4 separate regions of the Mus musculus genome follow, and regions 2, 3 and 4 are each linked to region 1. A link is a loop called in an ENCODE intact Hi-C map of the cell type or tissue named here. Cell type or tissue: heart. All regions are shown on one strand. Each heading gives the region's core, and the rest is flanking DNA. Links, peaks and the distances in the headings are about the cores only.

What was found. Hi-C counts contacts between places; a loop is a spot of excess contacts. Peaks named below come from ENCODE experiments on the same cell type or tissue, not always from the same donor. Only the 100,000 strongest peaks of a DNase experiment are listed, where the experiment ranks them.
Region 2: it touches region 1 in a loop (7-fold over the local background); 9 of 42 quality-filtered maps call a loop at or near these places.
Region 3: a loop joins it to region 1, with 3 times the contacts of the local background. A loop is called at or near these places in 2 of 42 quality-filtered maps.
Region 4: it touches region 1 in a loop (2.5-fold over the local background); 2 of 42 quality-filtered maps call a loop at or near these places.

The regions. Positions count from the first base shown.
Region 1 is chr1:93,172,728-93,176,947 of GRCm38, reverse strand. The region is part of intron 1 of Crocc2 (ciliary rootlet coiled-coil, rootletin family member 2); the gene reads right to left. Among named protein-coding and RNA genes, the nearest start is that of Crocc2, 6.4 kb to the right of the region's middle. In heart, for the core only: no CTCF peak of the experiment used is centred there; a DNase peak (open chromatin) is centred at 2,357; H3K4me3 peaks cover 203 bases; H3K27ac peaks cover 491 bases; H3K27me3 peaks cover 2,129 bases.
Region 2 is chr1:93,234,617-93,238,836 of GRCm38, reverse strand. It overlaps Sned1 (sushi, nidogen and EGF-like domains 1), which reads right to left and starts at 2,940. Exons shown (of 31, transcript NM_172463.4): 1 at 2,636-2,940. The coding sequence starts at 2,848. In heart, for the core only: a CTCF peak has its summit at 2,109; DNase peaks (open chromatin) are centred at 2,216, 2,526 and 3,076; H3K4me3 peaks cover 1,924 bases; H3K27ac peaks cover 1,140 bases; H3K27me3 peaks cover 1,005 bases.
Region 3 is chr1:92,955,248-92,959,467 of GRCm38, reverse strand. It overlaps a transcript of Gpr35 not described here. Among named protein-coding and RNA genes, the nearest start is that of 9430060I03Rik, 6.8 kb to the right of the region's middle. In heart, for the core only: a CTCF peak has its summit at 2,645 (motif pointing left); a DNase peak (open chromatin) is centred at 2,647; H3K4me3 peaks cover 227 bases.
Region 4 is chr1:93,269,911-93,274,130 of GRCm38, reverse strand. It overlaps Sned1 (sushi, nidogen and EGF-like domains 1), which reads right to left. Exons shown (of 31, transcript NM_172463.4): 9 at 2,864-2,989; 10 at 2,428-2,532; 11 at 2,163-2,276; 12 at 1,523-1,639; 13 at 1-82. Among named protein-coding and RNA genes, the nearest start is that of Mir6901, 2.5 kb to the left of the region's middle. In heart, for the core only: no CTCF peak of the experiment used is centred there; no DNase peak of the experiment used is centred there; H3K27me3 peaks cover 261 bases.

The sequences.
Region 1 (4,220 bases), core at 853-3,352:
CCCTCCCTCCTCTCCCCGGAGCATCAGCGGCGCCACCCGCTAACGGGAAAGCAGCGGCGCAGCACAAACTTGACTCATTCCTAACGTTTACAGAGGGTCACTTATTAGCCGGGACGTCCCGAGAGGCGCTGGGGGCGTAATAGGTTCCAGCTGTGGCCCGGTGCCTGCGATGGGTCGACGCCCAGCCAGAGCAGGAGGGGTGCGGAGGGGGAGCGGGAGGGGCGCGTCCCTGGCAGCCAGCCCTCCCCTCCCGCCTCCAGTCCCAGGCGCGCGCGGGAGGATTGCAAACGAGGGCCGCCCTGCCTCCACGCAAATGGCGCGGGGGAGGGGCGCGGGGCTCTGCTACAACGTGCAAGGGTCTGTGCTGACCCGGGCTTGGATCCCCTGGGACCACACCCGGGACCGCCTCCTTCCCCATACCCAAGTCAGGTCGTGGTGGGGAGTGGGGCTAGGAGAGTTTCCAGCTTCTGCCCCGCAGGCTCTGTCCATTGCTGCTACCAGTGGCTCCCCAGCCTGGGTGGGTCACCATCTTTAGGGCCAGGGGAAGGATCTAGAGCGCAGCAGCGGGAAGCCTGGATAGCCTGGAGGTGGGGGTGGGGGTGGGGGTGGGGGTGGGGCTCGTATTGTGGGAAGGACACCAAGACTGGGCAAAAGGGATCTCCACGGTCACTTTTCTAAAAGACCTCAGATTCAGAGAGTTTTTGCTATGTTTTTTTCCTCCCTACTGCCCTCCGTGTCAGCTCGACCTATGCCGAAGACCTTAGGGAGGCCAAAGACCCTGTCAGTAACCTATGCATTTAGATCTAGCTCCAAATGGGTGTGTTGGAGGCTCAGTGGGGACAGACACCACTGCCTCCCACTTGGCTGTGGTCTTGTTGAGGGAGTCCTATCTAGGGGACATGCCTCTTTATCGCACCCTCTGGGTCAGAGCAGGACTAAGAGAACCGAGGAGGGGCCCCGCTGTGCCATCAACACACTGCTCAAGGATATGTCCTGCTACCATCTGTGAATTTAGCTAGTTGCTCTATGTCCCTGTGGCCTAGGAACCTCCTGCACTTTTATCCTTGCCTGGAGACTGACTGGAGTGGGGAGTTCTGAGGACGGGGTACCTACCCTCCCCCATTCTGGATCTTGACTCAAACATTAAGGTGCGGGGTGGGGGTGGGGCGGCAGCGGTTGTTGCAGATGTGGAAATTCAGCCCTCAATTCGAGTCTGAAGCCAGGATAAGATCCCATCACAAGGATAGGCTCCAACTTAGGGGTGGGGGGCATCTTATCCTCCAACCCTGTTCCACAGGCATGGCCCGTCTATGTGTGTCCCTTCCAGATCTGGACGGGGATCACTCTGCAGGTGAATCCAAGCAATACCCAAGCACAACCACTGGTAAGGAAGGGCAGGGGCCGATCGGAGCCCAGACTCTGAGGTGCAAGGCCTTTCTCAGCTCTCAGAGCTGCTGTCTAGGTTGGGTGGGAAGAAGTGTCAAGTCTGTTCACCACAAGGGGCTTCTTGAGGTGGGGGGAGGTGTGTGTGGGGGTGAGGATGCAGGGGTAGGGTGTCCTTTCACGGCTGCTTCAAGCAGTGGGGACAGAAGAGAGCATTCAGGTATTCCCCCTCTTGGCCTAAGAGTCAGCCCAACTAGGACCTGGCAGGTACTAGAAATGGTCCCCAGCAGGTGAGGCCAGCGCTCTCCTTCCAGATAGAGGAGAAACCAAACCAAACCAAACCCAACCCAACCCATTAAACTCTGTCCCGATGCAACTGAGGAGGTGAGGGCTGGTTTCTGTTTTCCCAGCCAAACTAAACAGGTACTGCCAAGGCCAAGGCATGAATGTGAAGTCCCAACTGCTTCTCCCTCCACAGAGTTAGTCCTTGGTGGACTTTCTGGGGTCCTCTTACAGTGCCAGCAGCGCTGGTCCACTCCCTAAAGCCCTGCAGGGTCTTCCTATGTCAGGCATGGTGGTCAGTAAGCAGAAATGGCAAAACACATGAGCTAATTCACCGTCTCTTGTTCATGAGTGCGGCCACAGACAGGTGGACAGTCTAGGTCCTGGCCCCCAGGGGAGAGCAGAGTGGATTTCAAAAGGAACTTGGCCACTTCAGGTACGGAGAAAGGCAGGACTCACTGGTACCTTCCAAATAAAGAACTCAGCAGCAAGCAATAAGGGCAGGACTCCCAAACCTCCATTTAAAATCTCTGAGGGAGAGAGTATCCAACTGTCAAGCCCAGTGTAACTTGGATACTATCTCAGGACCGGTCTGGGTGTCTGATGTGGAGTGGAGAATAGTCCTACAACCCAGTATAGTTCAGGGGTGGCTAGGCCTGCTGCTAATGCTGTGTGCCGAGCTACAATAGTGCCCCCGTGTGGCCATTTCTGGTACTGCAGGAGGACAACCGGTCTTGCCCAACTTCTGGAACTGAGGTTGGGCTCAGGGTCTCCATCCAACATTATGGATAGTAAGAGAACCTGTGACAGTGTGTAAGTTGTGGCATATTAAGTGGGTTGAAGTGTCTTAGCACTAGCCATGATCCAGAAGCAGATGTTTTAAAATAAGATAGCTTGTCTTAGAAACTCTGCCCTTCTTCCCCTGTGTGAGACTATTCGGGACTGCTGACAGGGTCTGTGCTAGGACTGAGACGCAGCCTTGAGCTCCCAAACACTTGTGGGACTAGTTGCTAGATATGCAGATCTCTAGACAGTCACCTGACTAGTATGCATCTGATTGGATGCCCATGGGTCCCCCTGCATTCTTTCAGTGAACTAGCATGGCCATGAGCAGGCCAGCTGGAGGCTCAGAGCACTTTGGCCTTCTGCAGAGGGTTTGGTCAGGATGTCTGATGGGCTCTGTACCTGGTAATGTCTACTCCTGTGTTTGATAGGCTCCCCTCCCCACCTCCACACTATGCCTGCCAAGCTGGGGCATTGCCCTTAGAGCAGAAGCTTGCAAAGTCACAAGGGGACTAGATGTTGAAGCAGGGGATGAAGATGAAGGGGGACAACTTACCCGTCCATCCCGAGCACAATGCTTGGCACACAAACAGGCTCAGACAGGTTCCCAGCACAAGTCATTGAAAGCCTTATTGGAACCGCCAAAGGTATGAATCACTAACAACAAAATGACTCACAGCAGGGACTGCTCAGCAGGGTGAGGAGGCTGTCTGTCTTGTCTGCTTCTATGTCCTGACACCCACACAGGCTTCCTGGGGAAGGTGGTCAGCCTGCAATGCAGTGCAAGCAAAGGCCTGGGATAAAGAACACGGGGTGAGGAGGGAGCAGAGAGAGGGGTGGGCGAGACAGGAGAGAAAACTGGAGTGCCATTGTCAAGGATTGGCATATTCTGGTGAGGAGGCTGAGCCTGTCTCTGGACCATGAGAAAGAAGGTCTGAAAGAGGATATGTCTGGTCAGCGCAGTGGCACTGGTGTCTGGACATGTGGCTCTGGGGACAGAGATAGTCAGTACTTCCTTCCCTGGACGGCATATGATTAGCATTGAATCCAGGCCACACTTGGACCACTGTGGGCTCCTGTCCTGGGTGGGCCTGCACTCCCGGGACCTTGTACCCTTGATCTGTGGAGTGAAGCATGACTTTGAAGGGGGAGTGAGAGATGGGTGGTTGGGTCCCTGTGGGCTCCAGGATGACCAAGGTTGGAGGAGAGCTCTAGATCTTTCTGCCCACCTCCAAGACATCTGGTGATCTAGTTCTTAAGTCACTGGGGATTTAATCAGTAGTATTACACAGGAGGCACCCATGAAAACCCTAATGAGGGGCTTGGTGTAGATGCAGGGTTGGGATGGCATGTACCTCAACGGGGTGCTTTTGCTCTACGCCTCTCCCTGTACCTGCCCTACTTCTTTGTGGGTGTCCTTGATCCACAGAGTGGATGTTTAAGTCAGGGATGTTAAAGCCTGAGTGTCAAGTGCTGTGCGGGTGACTGAGCTCAAGGAGACCTCGGGTTTAACTGGCCAGTCAGAGGACAGAGGGCAGAGGGCAGAGGGCAGAGGGCAGAGGGCAGTCTATGATGGTGTCCGAAGTGCTTCATCCTGTGAGGCTGAGCCCTAGCCACTACCCCTGGGAAGCTAGTGTTAGAACAGGTGAATCCAGAGGGTTAAAGTCATGCTTGCCACCCACAGCTGAGCCGAGTGAGAGAAAACAGTTCCTACAGCTGAAGTTTGGCTTTAAATGCAGAAGAAAGCAGGGATGTAAAGTAGCAGAGCCGCT
Region 2 (4,220 bases), core at 1,158-3,657, 62 kb before region 1:
TATTAACAGTCTCTTCATTTTGACCCCAGAGTTTTCGGAAAGACCATTATAGTCAGGGGAGATCAGAGGGCATGAGGCTCAGCAAGGCTGGATGGGTCACTTGGAGAATTGCTGGAGTTGACCTTCCAGAGGGCCGTCACCCTGTTCACCCCTTCATCCACTTCAGGTTGGATATACAACTGGAAGACCCATGCTTCCAGCCACTGGACCACCTTAACAGACTCCTGGCCCTTAGAGGAGCCCAGCATCTGGAAGAATATGGCACTCACACGGCACTCCTTTTTCTGACAACTAAGGAACAGAAGCTGACAGGTAGTATGCTGGCCAAGGCCACAGTGGGGGCTCCCAATGCCAACTAAGACAAGACTCAGACCCAGCCGGCCAGCAGGAAAGACTACAGCTTCAGTCTTTCCTGGGAATCTGGCAGTAGTAACATTTCCAGCCAGCAGGTGGTGGGCAGTACCCCACACCCGCCAGGAGCTTCTCCTTACCTGTGCTCAAATGGTGTAAGCAACACCACATGCTCTTAGCAACTCCAGGGCCAGTTACTAGGACACAAGGAAGCAAGCGGCTGAATGCAAGGTCCTTTCTAGATAGGAGCCACCCTCAAGATGGAGCTGTCAGTCTGGGAACAGGTCTGAGCCTCCCTAAGGACATTCTTGTTGGAATGTGGAGTGACACAGAAATATGGGGCATTCATTCTTTCACTCACTATTCCAACAAGCCTACTCTTAGGCAAGCCGTCAAAGCCAGGAGAGCTACTGACGCCCTACCTCACTATGCAGGATGAGGGCCCGAGCAGAGGCATCCGGGGTCCTCTCAGCCTGGGTGGGGCTGGGGACACTCAGCAGACACCCTGCTCCAGACTCATTGCCTCCTTTTCTCCACATAGCCTTGATGTGGCCTGTCACCTATACATGTGCCCTAAGTGCTGTTTCAGGCCAGATGTATGGGCGCGGCTTCTCGGAGAATTCCATTTCCTTTCCCACAGAGCAATGGGAAAGGTGAGGTTCGCTGTGCGCACCATGACCACACCAGCGAGTATTTTCTAAAGAGTATCTACATTTCAGGGAGAGGCTCTGGTAGGGTGTGTATTTCTCTAAGAGCCAGAGGTCGGTTGCTCATGTTAAAAAGGTCAACTAAACATTTTAATAATATTTTCACCTGTGACTTGGAGTGGAAAATCCAAGGCTAGCCAGAATGCTTAAAGAACATTTAGACAGCTCTGTTAGGGTGAGTCTCCACATTCCTAGGATGTACAGGCCTCTTCCTGCTGGGCAGACCCAGAACACAGCTCTTCTTGTCTACTGCCTACTATAAGAAATCTTTGCTCTGCCAAGTCCCAGGGCAGAAGGATTATCAGGGATGTCTTCCCTTTCTTCTCCCTCTATGCCCCTCCATGGTTATAGCACCAGGCACTGCCACCAAGGTGAGGAGGCCATTCTGAGTTGGCACAGGGAAGTCAGCCACCAGGTTGTGACACAGTGGTGGACTGTGTGATGTTTGTCACTGTGGGGTACAGGGTTCTGGAGATGGTGGTGGCGGTGAATAGGCCCCGTGGACAGTGGTGGCCAGGAGGATGGCAATGCAGACCACGTGGCTGGTGATGGAGGCAGTGTTCAAGATGGTAGGGATGACAGTATGGCGGCTGAAGGCAGCAGTGCTTATGGCGGAGGTGAGTGTGCCAGTGGAGGCGGTGATAGTGGATGTGGTGGCACTAATGGCAAAATCATTGGTAGAGCTAATGGTGATTGGTGTTGGATTCGGCAGAGGGTGTGTGAGAAGATGGTGCTTTAACTATAGACTACGTTGGCTCTGGCGTTTCTAAGTGGATTTGAGTAATTCAGGAGGCTCATTTCACTACAGATCATCCCTTTGTGCACAGGTGACTGGCGCAGGGTCAGACCCTGAGAACATGGAGGCTGGCACTCAGGTTCTGCAATCCACTGAGACCTCTCCAGCATTCGTGTCTGGGGCTGGAGTGAGGAATTACCCTTGGGAGCCCTGTTTAGAGGGTCTGATCTTGGTGGCCAACCTCCAGGGGACTAAGATGGGGAGGGGAAGGGGTAAGCCCCTCTACACTGCCCCTAGCTGCCAGCCCTGCCCAGCGCAGGTCTCCTGCAACTAAGCAAATCATGCCCGAATTCCTTCTGGCTGTGGGCCTTGGGTGTTAACTGTGGGTGAGGTTGAAATGGCTTAGAGAGGGCTGAGACCATCACAAGCCAGATACCCCACTAGGGTAACTGTGGCCAGAGGCCATGTGCCTACTACCACATAGCTCACTGTGAAGGAACAGGATCGAAGGCTCCCCACTAGGCACTGGGGGACCCGCAGCTCTGCGGAAGCCTGTCGAACTCTGCCAACGTCCCAAACAGGTCGGGCCTTGAGCAGCAGGGGCGCGCCGCGTTCCGCTGGCCTGGCTGTCGCCTAGGTGCCCTGGCGGTTGCTCGCCCCGCCCTGCCCACGCCTCTCCCGCCAGTCGCTGTCCGGCCTTGGCCGCGGGAGAGAGGAAGCGCTGTCCTCATTCCACCTCTGGCTGCCGCGGTGCCAAGTTGCTGGCGGCGGCAGCGGCAAGAGTTGGGGTGGAGGGCAGCGGCGCCCTCCCCGGAGCCCCCTCGAGCTCGGGGTTACTCACGTAGAGTCCGGAGTGCTCGGCGCCGAAGAACGGAAAGGGCACCGAGAGTGGTTGCAGCCCTGAGCCGCCGTCGTCCTGCTTCGGGGTGACGGTGTCGCCGCGCTTCGTGCCGAACGGGTAGAAGTCGGCGAGGGCCACGGCAGCGCGCACCCCGCGCGTCCCGAGCCCCAGGGCTGCGGCCAGCAGCAGCGCCCAGGCGGCGCCGAGGCGCATCGCCGGGATCTGAGGGCGGGCCACGGGGCTCGGGCAGGTGGCTGCAGTCACCGCACGACCGACTGGCCGCACAGTTCCCTTCCGCTAGCTCGCGTCGCACTCCGGAGACCCGCGCAGCTTAGGAAGGCGTGAGGCACGACTGCGGACCGCCTGCCTAACGCGGGGACCGGGGTTTAAATAGCCTGCCCAGCCGGCCACTCGGGAGGGGCGGGGAGAGGCGGGGTCATGCAAATAGTGGCATTTTTAACTTGCTGGTCCGCGGAGTGGGAGGGTGCGGGAGCGGAGCGTAGCTCCCAGGCCCTTCTGTGTCGAGGCTCATTAAAGCCGAACTAGTACTGGGTTGGCTCCACCTCCAAACCGAGGCCCTTTTGCTCTCTTGCATTTGGGCTATGTTGAGGTGAGGACTTACAGTCTCCTGTCACCAGCTTAAGGCCTGCCCACAGGAGGAGCGTGGGCAAACCCAGCAGTTCTGAAGCTGACTTGTTGCCCTAAGGCCTGATTTTGAACAGGCTTCCTGTGTGTCCTCTGGGGTCCCTGTCAGGCCAGAGCATCTGGCTTTTCCTGACAGAATGCCAGTCTGGGCCACTTCTCCCTACAACACTTACACAAACCTTGCGTGGCCACACCCCAGCCCTAAGTTAGGACATCAACTTTCAGAACCAGCTGAAACCTGTCCTAGGGTCTATTCCTTTTCTGGTTTCACTGAGGATGAACCTTGGGTCTGGGAGACTCGAAGACTTACTTAGCTTTCTCTCGTGTAAGGACTTTCCCCTATGGGATCAGTCATGCAGCACAGCTGGACAATGTTAGGGAAACCTGCGGGGTAGGCTGGTCACCCAGGCCCTGGGGGCAAGTTAGTTGCTGTGGCTCCTTAACCTTTCTCGATCTTCTTAAGAATTGCTTTGTAAGTGGCTGTCCTGCCTCAGGGGTGCAACCTGGTCTTTTTCTGTGTCCCCTTGGCGCCTCTTGGGGGCCTCAGTTCTCACCACCTTGTCTGCACCCAGATCCTACTGTTGGATAATGTGACTATAAGCCAAGTCTGGGATCCCCAAAGACAAGATGCTGCCTCTCAAAGAGAAGCAAGGAAGAAAAAGAAAAGCTACAGAAGTAGCAGCAGCTGCCCCGGAGATTCTGGTTTGTGCTGGCTTTGCATTTTTCTGGATTTCCCAAAATCTCTCTAACAAGCATGTGCTGTGTCTCAGTTCCACAAGGGACATTGCATATTATTTTTCAAGTATAGCAGAGAGTTCTCCGTGTGTCAGTCAGGGGTACCTAGCTTACACAGATCCTGTTCTTAGCAGACTCACCACTGTGATACGCCCAACCCTCAGCGTCGGGGACCAGGCACCAAATTTAAGGAGACCATTTTTGT
Region 3 (4,220 bases), core at 1,134-3,633, 220 kb after region 1:
GACAGGCTGGGCTGCCATTAGGCATTAGGGCAGCATGGCTGCTCTGAGCCCATCATGGATGCTCTGAGGAAATGTCAGTTACAAACACCACTGTAACCATGGCTTCTACTCTGGGAAACTTGCTCCAGTCCTGACCACTTCGGCAGCCAGGAATTACTCTAGGCAACTATACTTTGGCCATAAAAAACCTTGGTTGTTGTCTCTGTGACTCTGCTCCTCTTTCCACTGGAGGAGCTCAGGGAGAATTTCCTTTCTTGTTTGTTCCTGATTGGCAGACATTCAAGGCTTATGACTGGTAGGGTGGTGATGGTGGATGTGAAGGCTGTAACATAAACACACCCCTTTTCTGGCTAGATTATACACCACTGTTTCTGCTTTCTGGGGTTAGTCCTGGAGACTTCTCTTCCATTTACCAACCCCTGGTGTTATGATATGAAGCCACAATAAAGGTTTTTCCAAATGGTCTCTTGCCTACTTGTGGTAGAGCAGGCTGGGCTGGTTGTATAAAAAGCAGACAAAACCTCATCTTTATTCTCAGGTCCATTTCCTCAACTCCCTCAGTGCTGAACTGTGATTGCATCCTGGGCCCACTGAAGCATCAGTACTTAGGGGCCCCGTGGACTCCCAGGTCACCCGCCCTCAGTGCATGCCTGGTAGGAAGTACCTTGCTTCTCCTGCAATGGCATCCAGCAAAGTTAATAGGGCCTCACTTTGGAGACTTTTTTGATAACTATTTGAGTGAAACTCTGGATAATACCCACCAGAAAATTTATGTCTAGAACTTAAAATGATCTTGAAGGTTCTCTGGTACATTGCCCTGAAACCCTCTGGTGCCCACACTACCACAAAGGCCACTTCCCCTGTGGCAGCCATGGCACACACGTCATCTTGTCTTCTCCTACGCTGACCTTTCCTCTCACACTCCTCCTTGTGAGCCCATCTTGGTCCTGACCCTTTCCTTGTCCTAGTAGATTCTCTTGCTCCTATTGATCTGACCCCAAACTGCCACCAGCCTGGACTCCGGCTTAAGCCGGGCCATGCAGGGGTCTGCCTAACAGGTGTCTTCTGTCAGATGCCTCCAAAGTACTTTACAATCAGTTTGTGTCTAGATGACTTCCTCATCTACCCCTCTTACCACCCCAAATGCCAATTTTCCCTAAAATTTGCCAATTCAGAGTGACCTCTCCTACCTACACCAGATATGAGAGTCTGCTTCTTCATCCTCTTTCCTTAACTCTTACTCCTTCTAAGTAATCATCAATAAAGTAAATATGCATGTGATAAGTCCTGCAATAATCACTGAAAATAAAACAAAAATATAAGATGAGCTGATATAGGAGATAAATGGAATAGAAAACAAGGGAACAGCAACCCAAGATGGGGTGGGGCACAGGGGGTAGATGAGATAAACAGAAAACAAAGATGGTCGCTTCAAACCAAATAATATCAGCAATTACATAAACATAGCCTCATATAAACACTCTAATTAAAAAGCAAAGACAAGCAGAGGAGATAGTGCTCAGCAGGTAAGAACATTTGCCATGAAAGTTGTCAAGGCTCTAAAGATGGTCTGGGCTCTATCCTGTAGCTCACGGGAAAAGCCGAATGCACTGGCACACATCAGTAGTCCTAGCACTTCAATGAGAGACAGAAGGTGGAGACAAGAATACCCAGAAGACCATCGTGGGTCAGCAAGCCCAGAGCATGCAATGAAGGAACAAGAGGGATTTTCCTCAGAAAAGGGGGAGACACAGCACTGATTCCTGACGGTTGCCCTCTACCATGTGTGCGTGGCACATGCTCACCTACACAAACACAAATACCCCCTAGAAATAAAATAAAAGCAAAGATTATTACAGTAAATTTTAAATCCAGGATGTAACATTATGCTGGCCATGTGACACTCACTTTAAATACAAAGCAAAGTTAAGAGTAAAACAAAAACAATATAAAACAGTAGAGAAGTTGTAAAATTGGAGCATGAATTGTAAGAAAGCTCGCTTGGGTGTATTAATGTCAAATGGACTGGCACTAAATTCTAACATCTTTCACAGGAACTCAGAACAGGCAACCAAATATTAGTCAGGACATGTTACACTGGATCGTTCCTGAATGGAATTTATAGGACACCACACCTAGCAACAGTGGGACAAGGATTATCTTCTAATACTGTCTTAGTCAGGGTTTCTATTCCTGCACAAACATCATGACCAAGAAGCAAGTTGGGGAGGAAAGGGTTTGTTCAGTTTACAGTTCCACATTGTTGTTCATCACCAAAGCAGATCAGGAAGCAGGAACAGATGCAGAGGCCATGGAGGGATGTTACTTACTGGCTTGCTTCCTCTTATCCCGAGCTTATCTCTGTCCCGCAGGAAATAAACACAGGACACGCCAGGTTCTTCCGTGGTTAACTTTACTTCTATATCATATTGAGGTAGACAAAGAAGGTTCAGAAAGTGTGTGGCTTAAATACTTTTGGTGATGTGTCTAAACTAGGACTGGTAGCAACACCCGTGATCCTCATGCACCCTGGGGATAGGTTAAAGCCCCCAGGGGTTGGGCAAAAGCCCCGGGAGACGGACTGGTGACTTTGGCGGGCTGTGCTCTCGCAGCTGCGCACAAAGAGGTTTAGCACCATCTAGTGGCGGCACATAGATTGCAGCCCTTTACATCCCCTGACTTGCTCAGCTTGCTTTCTTATAGAACCCAAGACTACCAGCCCAGAGATAGCACCACCCACAATGGGCCCTCCCCACCTGATCACTAACTGAGAAAATGCCTTACAGCTGGATCTCATGGAGGCATTTCCTCAAGGGAGGTTCCTTTGTGATAACTGAAGCTCCTTTCTCTGTGACACACAAAACCAGCCAGTAAAAATGACCCCTTGTCAACTTGACACACAAACACATCACTATTAAGGCTCAACCCTTACATTCTTATTCATCCTCAATATCTAAACTTTAAAAGTCCCACAGTCTTTATATATTCAAAGTTCAATCCCTTAAAAATATCCAATATCTTTTAAACTCCAAAGTCTTTTTACAATTAAAAGTCTCTTAACTGTGGGCTCCACTAAAATAGTTTCTTCCTTCAAGAGGGAAAAATATCAGGGCACGGTCACAATCAAAAGCAAAATCAAACTCCAACCGTCCAGTGTCTGGGATCCACACATGACTTCTGGATTCCTCCAAGGGCTTGGATCACTTCTCGAGCTCTGCCCTTTGTAGCACACAGCTTGTCTTCTAGGCTCCAGATGCCTGTACTCCACTGCTGCTGCTGTTCTTGGTGGTCATCTCATGGTACTGGCATCTCCAAAACACTTCTGTCTTCCGCTCTAACTAGGCTTCCCCAATAGCCTCTCATAGGCTCTCTTCATGGTGCTAAGCCTCAACCCCTTTGCATGATCCCTTCAGTCCTGGGCCATCAATTGCAACTAAGACTGCACCTTCACCAATAACCTTCCGTGGCCTCTCACAGTGCTGAGCCTCGGCTGCTCTTCATGACCCCTTCATGCCTTCAAAACCAGTACCACCCGGGTGACTCTTACACATTACCAAGTCCTGTTGCAGCACAAGGCACAACATTGGCTATTTCTGGAACAAAGCCTCTTTGTGCTCTCAGAAAACACTTCCCAGAAGATTTCACCTCAGTGATGGTTGTCTCTTCTTAATCGCCGCTAATTTCTTAGCTCCAGCTAACCAGCATCAATAGTCACAGAAGTACAAAGGTTTTGCTTTAGTAGTTCTGGTATCTTGGTAACCACAGCTGATTCTTCAGCCCCAGCTAACCAGAACCACAGAATCTTCTCAATCAAAACAGCAATGGCCCTGATAAGAGTCTTTAATCTTCCCTCTGAAATTTCACAAGCCAGCCCTCCATCTTCTTCACTGTTCTCAACATTATCTTCCAAGCTCTATACAACACCCCATATAGCTCTTACCACCCAATGGATCTTCTGGCCCAAAGTTCCAAAGTCCTTCCACAGCCCTCCCCAAAACATGGTCATGTTGCCACATGAATACCCCACTAGGCTGGTACCAATTTGTCTTAGTGTTTCTATTCCTGCACAAACATCATGACCAAGAAGCAAGTTGGGAAGGAAAGGGTTTATTCAACTTACAGTTCTACACTGCTGTTCATCACCAAAGGAAACCAGGACTGGAACTCAAGCAGGTCAGGAAGCAGGAGCGGATGCAGAGGCCATTGAGGGATATTACTTA
Region 4 (4,220 bases), core at 674-3,173, 97 kb before region 1:
CAGGTGCAGCGGTACTCGTCGCCCATTTCCTTGCATGTGCCTCCATTCCGGCAGGGCCCTGAGCTGCACAGGTGTGGCCGGGCTGTATGGAAAGACAAACCGATATGGCGAATATATGCCAGCCTCTGAGTGGTGCAGAATCCATGTTATCATGCTCTGCCTTTTCAGTTCTTTGTACTGAGTGGAACTGAAGTCAGACCTGCTTCTCAACTGGGCCCCAAAGCCCAACACAGCAGGAGCTAAATCAGTCAGGCTTAAAGAAGGGTGAGTGGAGCTTAGGCTATGACTCCAAGTCTGCCAGTTCTCTCCCTGCTGGAGAATTGAGCCCCACATCACAGCACACACACACACACACACACACACACACAGGGCCCCTACAGAATCTTCTCTGGCCCTCCAGCAGCGTTCACAGCTCTATGGGATATCCTACTCAGAGATCACACTCATCTCCAGGGCCCAGTGTGTCTCTCTCTCTCATCCATTCCTGTGCCACCTCGGCAAATGCACAGGTCTTCCTCAGGGTCCCTCAGAGCAGATTCCAGAAGGGCCCTGCATGGGGTTTCAGGCAGAACCATGAGGAAGGCCTTCTCTTTAGCAACCCTCTCTGTTACTTCAGGGACAGAGGAAGCTGTGAGGGTCTCAGATACCTCTTCAGAAACCTGCTCAGGGGCACATGGTACATAGTTGGAGAGGTGGTATGGGGAGGCTCCCCATAAATAAATCTAACCTGGTTCTCCTGACCAGCCAGGCTGTGGGATGCCCCGAGTCCTGAGCTAGGTTACAAAGGCCTCCAGTCAAGGACGTTCCTAACATGCCTGGTTTGAGTTTTTTTTTTTTTTTTTTTTTGTTTTTTTTTTTTTTTTGTTTGTTTGTTTGTTTTTGGTCTTTCAAGACAGGGTTTCTCTGTATAGCTCTGGCTGTCCTGGAACTCACTCTGTAGACCATGGTGGCCTCGAACTCAGAAATCCGCCTGCCTCTGTCTCCCGAGTGCTGGGATTAAAGGCGTGCGCCACCACGCCCAGCTTGGTTTGAGGTATAGTGATTGTGTGTTACTTCAAGAAAGGGATAGGTCCTGGGTTCCACTAGTGGAAAGGACAACTCTTGCAATACGTTATGGAAGACTACTTAAATTCTAAGTGTTTAGATGTTGTAAAATGTTTGCATTCTCTGTGTTAAACTAAATTTAACAAAAACAGAATGAAAAAAAATTAAGTTCAATATAATGATTCTAAAATCTATTAAATGAAGCTTGTCGAGGCTTACAGACCAAGACAAGTGATGAAAATAACTGTCAAAAATGGTCAGGCCTGTGCTGCCCTAGATGCATAGAGCAAAGAGTCTAAGGGAGGCTCTAGAAAGAATGATTATCTGTTGAAAGAGGAAGGCTCATAGGCAGCGGCAGGCTGGGAGCTCTCCGTGGTGCTGACGGCAGAGATGGGCGGTGCCCGCCCCGCCCCCGCCCGCCCCCAGCTGCGCTTTAGATCTACCCTGCCCCATCCATTTCCCACTGGTCTCTAGTTACCTTTCTCACAGTGCCTGCCGTGGAATCCACGAGGGCACTCGCACGTGTAGGAGTCCTCGTGGGCGTCACAGGAACCTCCATTAAAGCAAGGGTCTGAGTCGCAGGGGGATGGCAGAGCTGGGGGAAGAGGGGATAGGCTGTCCTGGACCACATGCCCTTGTCAGGGTCACCTAGACATCCTGTGGCTAAAACCAAGGCCACTTAAAATACATCTCCGTGCCTCTGCATTGTTTATATTGACCCTAAGGTCTCACCCCCTGGAGTTTCTCCTACTCTTGATTTTTGCAACATCAAAAATCAAGAAAATTTTTTACCTTCAGATGCAACAAGGTAACTTTGACCCCTGGCATAATCATTCATATAATTACACATCACTTAACTGATCAATACCTTTACACTAACGTGTAGAGTAGCAAATGCATCAGTCACACATAACTGTGTATGCATAAGGCTTGAGGAAATAGCTTTCGGAGCTGTCTCTTTGTCAAAATGTTTTCCCTCAGGGAGTGAACCCAAGTGAAGCTGTTGTCAGAGCACCTGCAGGCTCTTGATATAATCCTAGCTCTGTGGCATCACCTGCACCTTCTCCTGCTAGACACCACTGTCCAGGATCCCTGGTGGCCTGTCCCTAGCCACTCACAGTGGCTGATGTTGTGGTCTGTGTGGCAGACACATAGGTAGCTTCCGCCATACTCCATGCAGTAGCCTCCATCTGGACACTGCGTGTTCATGTTGCAGGGCGTGGCTGTGACTTCTGTGAAGGAAGAAGCTCCTTTAGTGGCCACTTATCACTTCCTGGTAACCTTATCTTCTCGAGGAAGGTGTGTCCCCTCCCCCCCTCCCCCCCCCCCCCGCAGACCCAGTGACCCTACTAATTATGTCCAGGGACCAGTTATGAAACCTACCAAATTCACAGAGGAGCCCAAAGAAGCCTGGAGGACACTGGCAGAGGGTGGTGTTGGCACCCAGGCATCTGCCTCCGTTCCGGCAGTCACAGTCATTGAGGATCCCTGTGTGGGGTGAGGGGATTCTTGTGTGAGAATAGAGTAAAAGCATCCATGGGTGAAAGAATGTGGCCCCCTTTTCCTAACCCTGGTCAACCCTGGCCACCCTGGCCACCCTCCCAAAAAACTACTGAAAACACACACACACACACACACACACACACACACAGACAGAGAGAGAGAGAGAGAAAGAGAGAGAGAGAGAGAGAGAGAGAGAGAGAGAGAGAGAGAGAGAGAGAGATTTTTTCCCTCTTGGAGTTTCCTGCACATACAACCCGAGAGAACCCTCCCCAACTCTGCTCCAACCCTGGGCACAGCCCCAGCAGCCCCAACATACTCTCTCTGCAGTCCAAGCCCATGAAGCCTTCAGGGCATTCACACACGTATCCCTCATCAGCATCCACACAGGTGCCCCCGTTCTGGCAGGGGTTGGAGAGGCAGGGTGAAGGCACCAGGTAGCTTCCTGCAAGGAAGACAGTGGTGAGTAGCCAGTTGAGAGAGGAGAATGCTGGGCCAAGAGCAGACTGGTGAAAACAGAGAAGCTGGTCCCCATGTGAGTTCCCACAGCTCTTCTCAATGCCAAGAGGGATTTGAGTCAGAATCTTGTCTGAAACAAGTCAGAATCAAGTCTTCTGGGAGCTGGCTTGGCCCAGGCTCCTTTTTGGGTACACAAAAATCAGCACTGGGGCTGGAGAGATGGCTCAGTGGTTAAGAGCACTGACTGCTCTTCTAGAGCTCCTGAGTTCAATTCCCAGCAACCAAATGGTGGTCCATAACCATCTGTAATGGGATCTGATGCTCTCTGCTAGTGTGTCTGAAGAGAGTGACAGTGTACATACATAAAATAAGTAAATGAATCGTTGTTCAAGCATTCCTGTTGGTTAAATAGTTAAGATTTCTCAGTGATTACTAATTTAACTGCTGTGGTTTTAAGTCACCTGTTTTTATTTTATGACCCACACCATGGCCAGTCACAGTGACACTTCATGAATACTAGGGGAAAGAAAAATGAATGCCTCTCAGATGTCCATCAGGCTAGGTGCAAGTCTTCCAGCTTTAACCAGTTCTGTCTGTGTGCTCTATGAATTACTGAAATCTCCCCCAAATTATGGCCCTATTTGTTTTGTAATCTATTGGCTTTTAGCTCATGTTTTTTGGACACATTTGAGGATGTCAGCAGGTGATAGTAACTTTAGGTTTGAATTCTTTTTTTGTTGTTGTTTGTTTTTGTTTTTGTTTTTGTTTTTGTTTTTGTTTTTTTTTTTTGCTTTTCCCGAGACAGGGTTTCTCTGTATAGCCCTGGCTGTCCTGGAACTTACTCTGTAGACCAGGTTGGCCTCGAACTCAGAAATCCACCTGTCTCTGTCTCCCAAGTGCTAGGATTAAAGGCGTGCACCACTACCTCCCGGCTAGGTTTGTCTTCTTGATGAATTGACCTCCTCGCCATTGTAAAATAATACCCTCCCTTCCCACTGGTATTTCTTACTCTGAGTGCATCAGCTGTTGTCAGCACAGCCACTCAGCCTTCTCTGGACAGCCTACTACTTTTTTTTTCCCAGGTAGTAATTTTCCATGTACTTTGATTTTTTTTTTTTTTGTAAACTGTTATACAGTAAAATCAACTTTCACTTGGTATATACTTATAAGCAGCTTAACACATGTATAAACTCATGGAATCCCAATCAGAATCATAG